Regions from separate parts of the Homo sapiens genome. Here region 2 is linked to region 1. A link is a loop called in an ENCODE intact Hi-C map of the cell type or tissue named here. Cell type or tissue: CD4-positive, alpha-beta T cell. All regions are shown on one strand. Each heading gives the region's core, and the rest is flanking DNA. Links, peaks and the distances in the headings are about the cores only. Region 1 overlaps LOC124902261 (a long non-coding RNA gene). Region 2 has its middle 5.7 kb from the start of PSMD5.

Evidence for each region. Peaks named below come from ENCODE experiments on the same cell type or tissue, not always from the same donor. Only the 100,000 strongest peaks of a DNase experiment are listed, where the experiment ranks them.
Region 2: it touches region 1 in a loop (8-fold over the local background); 10 of 110 quality-filtered maps call a loop at or near these places.

The regions. Positions count from the first base shown.
Region 1 is chr9:121,057,133-121,062,132 of GRCh38, forward strand. It overlaps LOC124902261 (a long non-coding RNA gene), which reads left to right. Exons shown (of 3, transcript XR_007061753.1): 3 at 1,795-1,872. It also overlaps a transcript of C5 not described here. Among named protein-coding and RNA genes, the nearest start is that of C5, 9.4 kb to the left of the region's middle. In CD4-positive, alpha-beta T cell, for the core only: CTCF peaks have their summits at 3,112 (motif pointing left) and 3,315; a DNase peak (open chromatin) is centred at 3,099.
Region 2 is chr9:120,844,027-120,853,311 of GRCh38, forward strand. It overlaps the pseudogene CUTALP. Among named protein-coding and RNA genes, the nearest start is that of PSMD5, 5.7 kb to the left of the region's middle. In CD4-positive, alpha-beta T cell, for the core only: no CTCF peak of the experiment used is centred there; a DNase peak (open chromatin) is centred at 2,705; H3K4me3 peaks cover 979 bases; H3K27ac peaks cover 3,064 bases.

The DNA.
Region 1 (5,000 bases), core at 1-5,000:
ATTTTTCAGACATGGAGAAACACTTAGACAAACAAAAGCTGGGGAATATTATCAACATTAGACCTATCTTATAGGAAATGCTAAAGGAAGTTTTTTCAATCTGAAAGAAAAGGCTATTAATGAGCAAGAAGAAATAATCTAAAAGTATAAAACTCGCTGGTAAAAATAATTACACAGAGAAATACAGAATAATGTAACACTGTAATTGCAGTATGTAAACCACTCATATACTTAATAGAATGACTAAATGATAAACCTATCAAAAATAGTAACTACAATTATTTTTTAAGAGACAGACCATGTAAAAAGATACAAATAGATAAAACAAAAAGTCAAAATGCAGGAAAAAGTGTAGATGTTTGTTTGGCTTTCTCTGCTTGTTTTTAAAAACTTTTCTTTCTGATAATAGTTAAGTTGTTATAAGTCTAAAATAATTGTTTATGAGATGTTATTTGCAAGCCTCATGATAACTACAAACCAAAAACCTATAATTGCTACACAAAAAATAAAAAGCAAGGAATTAAAACATACTACTAGAGAAAATCACTTTTACACAAAGGAAGATGGGAAGGAAGAAAGGAAGAGAGGACCAACAAAACAAGCAGAAAACGAGTAACAAAATGTCAATACTAAGTCCTTACTGATTAATAATAACAAGTAAATGAGTGTAAATGGACTAGAATCCTTTTTAGAAGGCACTCTAAACAGTTTTGTCTCTTGTTATGGCATTGATTGCCTTTAGTAGATTCCGTGTAACCTACTTCTTTATCTCATAAGTTGTAGAAGTTCTTTGCTCCAAAATATCCTTCTCAGACTTTAAATCCGGTGTTGTTTGAAGCATTCTTCTCGCTTCTCAGTAATCAGTCTAGCAATTAAGAGGAAATGCCATAAATGTTAATCACGTCTCAATAAGACCTGTAAACTCCACTGCATTTAAACGAGATTTTATGAGACTCAGACATACAGGATGTATTCTCAGCCTTTAAGGAGCTTATCCAAATGGTGACAACACAATAGCTACCCATTATTAGCTTCCAACATTTATCAGTTATTGTGATAATTAACTTGCTAAATTATCTCTTATCTTGACAACCATGCAGAAGGGTGTTATTACCCTCTGGTTACCAATGAGTAAACTAAGGCTCAGAAAAATGTAGTGCTTCAGGGAACACATCTAATAATTTGCAGAAATTTCGATTTGATTGTTTGGGATCCATAGAAAAAAGCCAGGAAAGATACGAAACCATGCTGAAGTCTTACCTTCTCTTTGACACCTTCTCCAGATATATGTGTGTATATATATGTATATATAAAATTTTTTTTTTAGATGGATTCTCACTCTGTCACACAGGCTGGAGTGCAGTAGTGCAATCTCAGTTCACTGCAACCTCTGCCTCCTTGGTTCAAGTGATTCTCATGCCTCAGCCTCCCAAGTAGCTGGGACTACAGGGGTGAGCCACCATGCCTGGCTAATTTTTGTATTTTTAGTAGAGATGGGGTTTCACCATATTGGCCAGGCTGGCCTCCAACTCTGGACCTCAAGTGATCTACCCACCTCGGCTTCCCAAAGTGCTGGGATTACAGGCGTGAGCCACCATGCCCGGCCTTTTTTGTCTGTAACTAATTCTGTATTTTATAAACTCTTAAATAATTTATATCCCAGTCCACACATTTTGATTCTTATTATATACTATTGTGTATTCTAGGCAAAGGTTCAAATGCACAAGGTGGGAATAAATGTGACATAATTGAATACCTAGTCTGGCTTATGTCTGGTTCTCCCTTCCTCAATAGAGCTGGAGCAAGACTGGCTGAAATGACCACCAGGCAGATGGCAGATTGGGAAGACAAACTGAAAAGGTGAGAGGTGGAAAGAGTCAGAGAATAACTGGATAAGCCACATTCTGGGAAATACAGTGGTTCAAATCCACCGTGGATAAATTTGTATTTGAAGATTGAATGGTAACTGGGAAAAATAGAGAAGGAAGCCATTGCTTAAACTATGCTTGAAAGTCACCAAAGCAGTGGGTTGGAATAGCATGTCCCAAAAGGCCACTTCACATCCTAAATAATAATGGAATAGGATAGGATTTCAGATAAGGAAGTAGGGAGGAAGTGGAAAATAATAAGGCTAAGAGAAAATCCAGTGTTAATAATGGAATTTAGTTAAGCATATTTTCCTTAGAGGAATCAAAAGGAAACAACATACAAGGAGGAGATGCTCACTCTCCCTTTATCTCTCACAGTTTTATAACCTCACCTGAATCTGTTCTTTCTGTACCCTAGACCTTCTAATGAATCAAGCTCAGCTCATTAACCACCTTCTTTGGTTCCACTGAGCCACGCTTTTTCAGACAATGTTGCTTTTTGTTCAGCATAAGTTCCTTCATCTAATTCTAATACCTGTTACTCATCCAGTGGCTAAATGTGGTAGCCAGACTCCAAGATGGCTCCCAGTGGTCCTTACCTCCCTCGTATTCATGCCTCTGTGTGGTCCCTTCCCACACTGTATCACACCGATTCATCTGACCAATAGAATACAGCAAAAGTGAAGATGTGTGACTTCTGAGGTTAGGTCATACAAGACATTGCTGTTTCTGCCTTTTTCTCTCTTGAACGGCCTGTTCTAGGGGAAGCCCCCATGTAGTGAGCACACTCAGGAAGCCTATGGAGAAGCCCACGTAGAAAGGAACCACGGCCTCCCGCCCAGAGCCATGTGAAGTGAATCCTCCAGCCCTAGTCATGCCTTTAGGTGGCTGCAGCCCAGCTGTCATCTTGACTGCAACCTCATAAGAGAACCTAACCCAGAATTACCTAGCTAAGCCATTCCTGAATTCCTGCCCATAGGAACTGGGCAGATAATTAAGGTGTGTTGTTATCTTACGTCATTAAGTTTGGGGGAATTTATTACATAGCAATAGTAATTTTACACTAGATTAGCTGTTTTTCTAAAAATATAACTTTCATCAAAGCTCCTTACATTCACTACCACCACCCAAATAGGTCCTTGCTCCTCGGTCATCAATGCTTATAATTAGCAAGTGTACTTTAAGTTCCTGAAGAGCAGCAGCTTCAGGAGCCTACTTTGAAAGCGCCACCTGCTGGTATTAACTTAATAGCTTCCCAAAGAAAGCTGGAATAATTCGTGCTGATTAAGTCAATGCTTAGGTGCGACAGCTTTTCATGGTAAACTCTGGCTTCTCATCTTACATTAATAACTCTTCTGAGAACCAGCTTCTTTGCTTCCTTGAGATAACAGCTGCTTTGCCTTCTTCTTAAGAATGCTGAAATGCGATCTTTCTTAGCACTGAAAATCACATAAACATTTATGGAGTTCTTATGATTACTCTTTCTAGGATTACTGTTTCTTGCTTTTCCAACTCTTTTCTTTCTGCTTCAATTATTTTTAAAAGAAGACATGCTAAAGTCTCTGTTTTTTACAAGAAAAAAAACCAGGTATCACAAAATCTTTGAATTTTTTTTTCCTTCCAAAATAACTGCCAAATCTCTCAAAACACTTAGTCTATCCCTCCCCACCCCACCCAGCTGACTCTAAGTAATTTTATTTCCCCCTATTTATCCTGAGACCCCTAGAATGCTTTCTGGATCTCTTCATAAAAGTTATATAGAAAATATTAAATTAATAAAATAATTGCCCAGCAGCAGAAGTCACTTGATGTTGGTTGGAATGATTCAGCATTATACTCATTTTACAGACAAAGAATCTGATAATCAGAAGGTCTGTATTGCTTCATTTAAAAATCCCAGAATCAGGTCGGGCGAAGTGGCTCACACCTGTAATCCCAGCACTTTGGGATGTCGAGGCAGGCAGATCACCTGAGGTCAGGAGTTCGACACCAGCCTGGCCAACACGGTAAAACCTTGTCTCTACTAAAAATACAAAAATTAGCTGGGTGTGGTGGTGGGCGCCTGTAATCCTAGCTACTCAGGAGGCTGAGGCAGGAGAATCACTTGAGCCCAGGACATGGAGGTTGTAGTGAGCGGAGATCGTGCCACTGCACTCCAGCCTGGGTGACACAGCGAGACTCTGTCTCAAAAATAATAATAAAAGCCCAGAATCACACACACAAAAAAGTAGCTCTGGCCACTTACATAATTTGAGTGATCTTGTGCAAGATAAAAATGTGGCATCTCTTATTCAAAAAAGCAGGAAAAATGCTGTTAAGGTATTAAAATATAAACATAAAGCCTTTTCCTCTACCTTGGCCAACATGGCAAAAACCCATCCCTACAAAAAATACAAAAATTAGCCGGGCGTGGTGGCATGTGCCTGAAACCCCGCTACTTGGGGCGCTGAGGCACGAGAATTGCTTGAAGCCAGGAGGTCGAGGCTGCAGTGAGCCAAGATCATACCACTGCACTCCAGCCTGGGCTACAGAGCAAGACTGTCTCAAAAAAAAGCCTTTTCCTTTCATCTGTAGTCTTTCCCTCAATTTGTCATGGTGCTTTTTAAGATTTGCTATTTAACATCATTGTAAATAAAGGGAAATTAATAACTTTAATTATTGGCATGACTTTTATCATTCATCTTCATATTGTGTACCAGTTTAAGCTGCAAATATAACAGCATTTCACTTGCATGTGCAATTGCCAAAATTACACCATTTGTATGTCATAGTTCATACATGTATATATATTCCATTCTTCCCAGAACAGTGGAAATTATGCACAAAACTAGCTCAGCTGTTTTTATTTTACTTTTTGATATGTGTATGTTCTACCCACACTCTCCACCTTTGCTTTCTGAGGACAAGGAAAGCCTGAAAGAAAAAGAAACTGTGAATTATCCTATCTTTCCCTTTCTTTCTATGTTATCATATTCAAGGTACACATAATAGTTCCCTAATACAAGGAAATACCATGAGTAAGAAAGGATATGATAAGGCTCCTTGTTTTTTTGTTGTTGTTGTTTTTCTTTTTTTCTTTTTTAGCATGCCTTCACCATCTTTCTGCACTCAAAACAAGTTCCTGTTCCAATG
Region 2 (9,285 bases), core at 71-5,070, 210 kb before region 1:
GGGAGGACAACCCAAATAAGTATCATGCGAGCAAGGGATGGTTTGAGAACTTTAAAAATCGCTGCTGTTTTGCAACATACGAAGTTGATGGGGAGGAAGGACCCTTAAATCCTGAGTGGGTATCGAGTATTCCAAGCAACTGGAGAGAGGCTTTGTGCCTCAACAGGTCTTCAACGCCAAGGAGATGACCCATCTTTTGCAGTGCATGCCTTCCTACTTTTGGGGCAAAAGACAAAAATCTGGAAAGCTTAGAGGAAGCTAAGGACAGGATTTCCCTCATTTTTTTGTGGCAGTGCCTCAGGTGACAAAATGATAAAACCACTGCTGCTTTACAAAGACTCTAACACCCCACTTGTCTTTTAGAGATAAACGCCTTCCTGTTTTCTTGTAATCACACCCAGAATCACCACTGCCACTTTTTGGATTAGTTTTACAATTTTTTTATCCATCAAATCCGAAGTCATTTAACAAAAAAAATCTGGAAATCAGAATGTTGCTAACTGTGGACAGAGGTCCCAATCACCCAGATTCATTATTCTTTGTTCATTCTAATGTTGATACTGTGTTTCTCCCTCAGGAAGGCCCTAGCTTTCTTCAGCCCTTGGGTCAGGGTATAACTGAAGCATTTGAACATAATCAAGCATATGTTTGACCACTTTGCTGACTGTATTGAAAAAACCCTCACCTTACTCTGAAAGAAGCATGGCAACAGTACAATATTGCCGATGCTTTGGTAGTGATAAAAGAGGTGATGGGTGATATAAAATCAGCCACTCTTAAGCTTGCTGGAAACTGTGGGAGGATGTGTGAATGATGCATATTTCCCTAGAGCTAATGAAGAAGTTAAAAAAAATCTTAGTGTCTGCAAAACAGGTGGGTTTAAGATTTATTGATATTAGGGAAAGTGAAATTAATGAGCTACTCAAGTTTCTGTCTTTGGTCATCACTGAGAGTCTATTTCCATAGGAAGAAGTCTTTGCAGAGGAAATTGAATGCTGTCTGATGCTACAATTCATATGGATCCTTTCCTGGATTGAAGCCTGACTTTTAAAAAAGGTTTCAATAAATTGCTTATACCTATGAAGAGATGCAAAAGAACCTTCAAAATAAAGCAAAGGACTTGAAGAAAGAGAAGGAAGACATGAAGAAGAGGATGTCATTTAGGTGAAGGTGATGGATACAGAATCTGAGTCTGAGGGGAGCCTGGTTGACAGAGAGACAAAAAAAGAAATTTTTTTTTTCTGACTAAAAAAAAAAAGGAAATTTTGTTAACAAAATCAAGAATTTAAAAAAAATGCTGTGAGAGCTGATCTATGCATCTGGTTTGTGAGCCAGTATTCTGTGATGGCTGCAGTTTTTAGAGATCCTAGTAGCTCTACACATCTGTCTTCTGCTTTCCTAGAACCTGGGCACCCCATGGATGACTCACTGCTGGTTTTGTGTGTGTGTGTGTGTGATTTAAAATTACATTCAGTCAACTCTATAGCCCTATGGGCTTTTTGAATAACCAAATGCTCAACAGTTCTGTAATCTTTCAGGTTGCTGTGATCAGTCCCCAAGGAGTCTACACTCTCAAAGAGACTGGGAAAGGCCTGTGAGACAATGGGATTCTTTTTTCTAGAGGTGTAACTCTGCCTGTGTTTGCATGCCACCTCCAGAACCACTAAAATATAATTTCTCAGTGGGTGACTGAGTAAGACTGGCAGCAATTGCAAAAGCAGATTCATGCCATGTGTCACTCTTCACAGTCAGGAACTTATTTACCTCTTGGAACTTTCCAAAGGAACGATGATGGTGGCGGTAATGTCACATTAGTATGGAGCCCTTAAATTCAGCAGTGTTCAACCTGAGGGAAGACAGAGTAGGTCAATTCTCTTGGCAGCAGCTGAGGGAAGGAGAGAGCAGGGAGCAGGGCTCAGATAAGGTTTGTTTGGCAGGGTCCAAGCACTTCATGGAATGGAGACCTTTGGCTGTCAGAGATCTGAGGAAGATTTGTCAGGGCCTGCTACACTCTGAGGGCTTGCAGTTTGGATGGTTGGGAACACTTCTTCCTTGCACTGATGGTGCTCCTATTTCTATGACACGTGTACTAGTTCAGACACAATTTATTGTGTTCACCAATTCTATGCACAGCAATCAGACTGAGATTGAAATCCAGTATAATATTAAAGGTGATCTGGGCCAGGCGCAGTGGCTCATACTTGTAATCCCAGCACTTTGGGACGCTGAGTTAGGGGGATCACTTGAGGCCAGGAGTTTGGGACCAGCCTGGGCCAGAAAATGAGACCCCATCTGTAAAAAAAAATTTTTTTTAGGTTAGCCAGGCATGGTGGTGCATGCTTGTAGTCCTAGCTACTTGGGACACTAAAGTGGGAGGATTGCATGAGCCCAGGAGTTCGAGGCTGTAGTGAGCTAAGATTGTGCCTCTGCACTCCAGCCTGGGTGACAGAGCAAGACTCTGTCTCTAAAACACACACACAAACAACATCTGACAAGGCATTTCAGCCTGGAGTCAGTCAAAAAATCTTAGAGGTCTGTAAAGGAGATGACTATGCTGTTAGGGCTGTGGTAGAAACCTTTAATAACAAGTGAAAAGAGCTTGTATTTGCCAAAATGAACACAGGATATGATTCTTTTTTTGCTTTTGCTTTGGAGTTGTATCAGCTCTGTGCGGTCACATGGGTATCTACAAATCAAAGCACCCATCAACCAGATGCATCTCTGAGAGTTAACAGCAGAAGGTGGCATAATAAAAGAAGTTCTCGGTAGTGAAAAAGGTTGGAAACCACCAGCTAAACCAATCCTCTTGTACCAATAGGAGATTCAAGTTGAGAGGTGGGAAAGGGCCTATCTCAGAGTAGGTGCTTGAATACTTCTTACTAGAATGAAAGAAGGAACTTAAGATCACACAGCCATGTTACTGCAGGACGGGGAATGGAACCTAGGTCTTCTTATTTTTGGTTCAGTGTTAACTCCCATTCTCTAAGCAGACTGGGCCTGTTATTCAAACTGCCTTCCCATAGGTGCTTCCCTGCTTCTCTCCTCACCCAGAGAAGGACTTACAAACAGCTTATCTTCAGAGGTTTTGTGCCTGATAGTTATGGAATGTGCTGGTTTGAGCAGGGAGGATGTAAGGGGAGGGAATGCTAAAAGCCTGTCTACTTAGAGTCAGGTTTCCTGGGTAAGTCCCTGGAACCCCATCCCCTTCCCCTTTCTTGAGACCCCAGGACTTGCTCCAGTAACTGCCACCCTGTGCCTTTGCTTCAGGGCCATGCTGGATAAGGAGCTGGCTGCCTCTGTGAACATCCTACTCAAGGCATCTTCACTGTGAGTTTTGCTGTTGCCATTGGAGGGGGAGTGGGGGGAGTGTGGGGAGTGCTAGGGTCAGGTCCTGGCTGGTGTAAAGAACACTGAATTAAAGGAATTGTCAGAATAACTCAAAGGCATTTAGATAATCAACAGTCCATTTCAGTGTTTTTATTCAGAGATCGATCGATCAGTGGGATGTTGTCCAACAAAAGCAAAAATAGACTGTATAGAGAAGGAAGGAAAAACTGCATAATTTAGGAACAGTATATCTTGTTTGCACATTCTTTGGTTAAATCAATTAGCCTGCTGTTAGGAAGGAAGTCTGGGCATTTTATCCTTGAGTAAACCAACTAGGGATATCAGAGAAAACAGTTTCCAATGCTTTTGGATTCTCCAGAAAACAGACAGTTTAGCATATATGACAGGCTGCTTCTGCGTATTGTCTACCTTTCATTTCATTAACAACTTCACTTTAGAAGCCTGGTCTGCACCATTTCCCTCATCACAATACTTTAGCATCCTGGCACTAGCTGTGCAGGATTTGTCGTACGTCTTCCTTTCCCTGATGATCATGTTTCTCATTTCCTTCCCTCTCTCCCTTACACCCTCAAAAGAGAGAGACATAATATACATTCTCAAGGTCATATAAGCTATATAATGAAAGCTACCTTTTTCTCCCCAGTGATGTTATTTCCTCAGTGGCTCACACCATCTGTAGTCATAGTTCCCAAATTTGGCCATGCGGTCTATCCCTGAACTCCAGCCTCAATCTATTCAATTAGTCGCCCTGAGGATGGGGCCCAGGTCTCTGAATTTTTAAAGACTTGTATAGATAAGTCACATTTAGCCAGTCTGGGAACCAGTGTTGGGAAATTGAATAGAATTTCATCCTACTATTTCCTTTATATGCCCATCCTTTCTCGTGATGTATTATTTTGCCACAGTCCTGTGACACAGGAAGGGCCAGTGGCCTTGGTCATCTTAGATTTGCCCTTGTTGATCTTCTCAGGGTAAATGTCTTTCCTTTCCCCTGATGGTGTTCTTATACTGTCTTCTGATCATCATTTCTGACTTTGTTTTCAGCATCTAAAAGTTTCCATAACTATAAGGCTTACTTCTTCCCTGCAGTCTTCCGTGTTTTTAGTTATTCATTTATGGGCACTCTCCTTGGAAAGTCAGTGATCAAAATAGCACTAGTGTGTAGGATGAGCACTGGAAGAGCTCAAGCAGAGAAGACATAGGAGTTTCTGCAGGGCTGTCCTGGGGTGGTTCTTGATGAGGCCAGTTGGGGAAAAAGCTAGGTGGCAGATGTTGGCACACTATAAGAAAAAGCATCTTGTGAAAACCTTTAAGTTAGATGGACTTCATCAAGAGATGATGAACCTCCCACCTCCAGGAATGTTCAGGCAAATGCCAGATGCATGCATTGGAATCGTTGGACCAGATGACATGTGAGGCCTTGGTCAACTCTAGACTTGTTTATATAGGCTTGGAAAGATTTTAAAGTTTTCTCCTCAGTAGGTCACTTAGGTGGGCCAGGTTTGACACTTCACTGAGCTCCTCTTAGGAGCATCATAATTTGGTTTTGTTCCCTTCTCCAGGTACTTTTGGGAGGGAAAAATAGAAGCCACTAACATCCTGTTAGTGAGGATGTGAGTGTAGGGAGTCTTTTTTTTTTTCTTTTTTTTTTGAGACGGAGTCTCACTCTGTTGTCCAGGCTGGAATGCAGCGGCATGATCTCAGCTCACTACAGCCTCTGTGTCCCGGGTTAAAGCGATTCTCCTGTTTCAGCCTCCCAAGTAGTTGGGATTACAGGTGCCCGCCACCATGCCCGGCTTATTATTTTTTTTGTCTTTATTTTTTGGTAGAGACAGAGTTTTGCTATGTTGGCCAGGCTGGTCTTCAACTCCTGGACTCAAGTGATCCACCTGCCTCGCCCTCCTACAGTGCTGGGATATAGGCATGAGCCACCACACCCAGCCTGTTGTTTGTTTTTTCTTTTCTTTTCTTTTTTTTTTTTTTAACCATTAGTGCAAATGTCAACATAGTAAAAGGATAAATAATAAAATAATATTGTTATGAAAGTAGTTTTGACCCCATGGACCCCCTAGAGTCCTGGAGATCCCCATGGGTCAGTGGACCTTCACTTTGAGAACCTCTAGTATAAACCTTTATCATTCAGAAGTGGAATTTTTGGAATTGGCATCACCTGGGAGCTTTCAAGAACTGTAGAATCTCCTGCTCACCCCAGACCTACCGAATCAAATTATAGTTTAACAAGACCCCCAGGGGATTTCTGTGCACATTAAATCTTGAGAAGCACTGGTCTAAACCAGTGTTTCTCACCGCTGGCTGCTATGTATTAGCATCACTTGGAAACATTTTTCAAACTACCAATTTAGGCCCCACCTCACAGATTTCGACTTAATTTGGCCAGGGCGGGGATCAAGTATAGTGGTACTAAAAAGCACCTTTCTTTTTAGATGACTCTAACGTGGTCACCTGAACCTTCTGAGGTTGACTCTAACGTAGGGCCAGAGATGCAAACCACCTATATGGATGATGAAACCTTTTCTTTACTCCTTAGGGAACTAAGATTCTGTGAATACACCGTTCCCCTGGGTCTCAAACTAGCTCTAGAGGAGGCCCTCATGATACCACCTCAGCAGAGGTGAGAGAGTAAGGAACCATTGGTAGAGCCAGTACTGTGGAGAAATTAAAATTTAACTGGTGAGGGACAGCTTCAGGGTTAAGAGAGTTGGACCTCCTACCTTGAAACCTGGCTCCCCACCTGCCACTGTTCCATAGTGCTTGGAAAATATGAATATTTTATGTGCCTCAGTTGCCCCTTCTGTAAAATTGGGATTATACTAATGGGTTGTTATGCATATGGAAATTAATATGTGAAACCTGTACATGAAATGCTTTATCAGTCTCAGCTCTTATTCCTAATGTGTTAAAAATGTCTTTGAATTCTGTATGTCTGCTTATAAAAACACATAAGTTAACAAAATTCATTATCCTCAGGCACCCAACGTACAGAATATTTAAGCATACATTTGAAGCAACATGTGAATGTATACATATGCTGTGATTTATTAAGCATGTTACGGGAACTTTAAAACACCTCATTCAGCAGAAAGGAGGCAGAGGATTATAATCCTCATTTGACAGATGGGACACTGAGGCCCAAGTCCTCATGTTCCTTCAGTCTAGAAAGTGAAGAGAACTTGCACTGTGTGACAAGGGCCAGGCGAAAGACACAGGAGAGGAAGATAGATTCCTGTAGACCTTGTTTGTCAGGGAAGATCCCTTGGGAAAGGTCAGTGGTTGAATTGGACCTTGAGGGACAGAGAAGTTTTTTTTTTTTTAAGCAAGAATAGGCTTTTGATTGATCAGCAGGAGCAGGTGGAATCTAGGTGGGCAAAAGAATACAGAGATACTGGGGGAGGGGGGATTGTTTTGGGAAGTGATGTGTATAGGATAATAATAAAAAGAGTAGCTCACATGTAATGAATGCATACAGTGCCAGCTGGTATACTGGGTAAGTGCTTTGTATACCTTGTGTTAATTAATCCTCAGCAGTCCAGTCATGTAGGGCCTTTTTTTTTTTTTTAAAAATAGGAGCATTTAAAGAAAACTAAGTGACTTGTCCATAGTCAGACAGCTAGTAGGGGCAAAGTTAGAATTTGAACCCATGTCTGTGAGACTCTAAAGCTATCTGGCCTAACTGGCCACTTATTGACAGATGGGAAACATAGGCTAGGGAGTGACAGGCCGTGGGCCTGGACAGGTGGGGTGCGGCAGGTTGCAGAGGGCCTCCCTTGAGGCTGGCCAGTTGGGTTTTATCACGAGTTGATTCTAATCATAGTCACTTATAGGGCTTTGCTTTCTCTCCAAAGGCTGTACATCCTTTTGAAATCCCAGAGATCTTCAGTCTCCCTGTGGATTAAGGAGATGTGCAGTATTTAAAGTGGCTTCAGGAAGGCATGGAAGAGGACTGAGTGGGGAAAGCTTTTTGTGCATGCTGCTGGCTACCTCCAGCGGCTGCCTCCAGCCTCCATCAGCTGCACTCTGGGGAAGAGGAGGCTGCCTTCTACCTCCCAGCATCTCTGGATTTCATGTTCCTGTCAGCACAGAGGAGCTAAATGGCCTGTAGAGGCTGAAGGTCTGAGGCTCCTAAAGCTGGAAGAAAAGGCTGGGCCAGTCAGGCCAAGCAAGAACACAGTGTAACTTGTCTCTGAGTGCTTCATGGTTAAGGGGGCTAAGCAGGCACAAGGGCATGAGGATGGTTATATGTACAGACTGAGGGGAAGAAGCAGTGAAGATGAGACTTGCCATCTTCTTGAGTCAGTAGGCCTGCCTCAGGTGCCTAGGATGTAATTGCTCTGCTGCTTCTCATGGGGAGGAGTGGCCCTCATGACCTTGTTTACCTGGAAGAGTGTGGGATGAATGCCTCCTCCTATGGGGACTCGCAAGTGCTTTAGCAAAAGGATAAATTGCTAATTGTGGCATTTCGTGGATCAGCAGGATTATTTCTCCTTGCTAAAGAGGATTTTGTTGGTCCTGAATTCTGAGGAGGTGGGACTAGGAATGGGCTCCATGAGCCTGTGTATGACTCAGGGAATATTAGGACTTTGGCACAGCCTCATGGGTTGGGAGTAAGTCTTGGCTCTTCCCTAGCCTGAATGACAGACATCAGATCATTCTGGTGCTTTGTCCATGAAGATGTAGATTCTGAGCCCACCCAACTAATCTTTTCACTTGAGCACAGAAACAGCCCCGGGAATCGGACAGACCCGTGTCTTTCAGGTTTGCTTCACAGAGCCCCAGGGGTTGACAATAGGTGCCTTGGAGACTGCCTGCATGGGGATTTTTAAAAAGCTTTCTTTGTTAAAGGTTTGTAAACCACTCCTCTGAGCCTGTTTTCATTTTATAGATTATTCAGGGAACTGAACTGCACAGAGATCCAGAAAGTGGGTAGTGCAGGCTGTAGTGCTGATAACTACTGTACTACTTGGATCTTTGTGCTCCCAAATACCAAATGGAAGAGGATCTCTGAGAGTCCTTTGCAAAGATCTTGTAGGGACTTTAGGCTGGGGCCTTCGGAAAATTCCAGAGGATTCCAATGGAGATTTTGAGGGACTGACTCAGAAGAACAAAGAGAATGATAATGGTGATGTCCCTGCTTTTTACAACAGATCATGTTCTGATATATATGCAAATCTGTGTAAAGTAAACCCTACCTAAAATGTACTGGGGACCCAAGATGGACTGCCTGTATTGCTTCCAGGATAAAGTCCAATTTCTAGCTCTGGTTTTTATAACCTTGCTTCAGCTCACCTTTTCCGTCATCATCCCCTCCATCTCCTCTCCCACGCTGGGAAATGGATGGCTGCACTATACTGTGTGATGTTATTGCTATGTTCATGCCATCCCCTCTGCCTGGAATGCCCTTCTGCATGAATGCCTGTGAAATGTTGTTGCTCCTTTGTATGGCCTGGCTTCCGTGGTTGGCAGGAATCTCTTCTTTCGTGGTATTCCTGTCATCTTTGTGCATCACAGTCAGCTTTGTATTCCTAGCTTGTAAGCTACTTGAGGATAGGGGCATGTCTGAATCTATTTAATCTCTTGCACCTGTTTGGCAAATTGATGTTTTAAGTATTTAAATAACTAAAGCTCTCTCTACAGTACATACTCACTTTTGATTTATGAATTGGCAAAATTCAACTTTTTTCCTTGAATATTCTTAAAGTGAGATGAATTCCAAAGGAGAGTGTTCTGTGTGTGGCCTTCATTGAGTGGTTTTCTGTTACCAGAAAGCTCTTGGTGGCCTTCCTCTTCCCTGGTGTCAAGGTTGACTGTTATAGGAAATGGGAGGGGAGAGGGCCGTTTCTGCCACGCATTGTCCTAGGTTCTTAACATTATTTAATCCTTATAATGCAATGTTATCCTCATTTTACAGATGAAACCTGA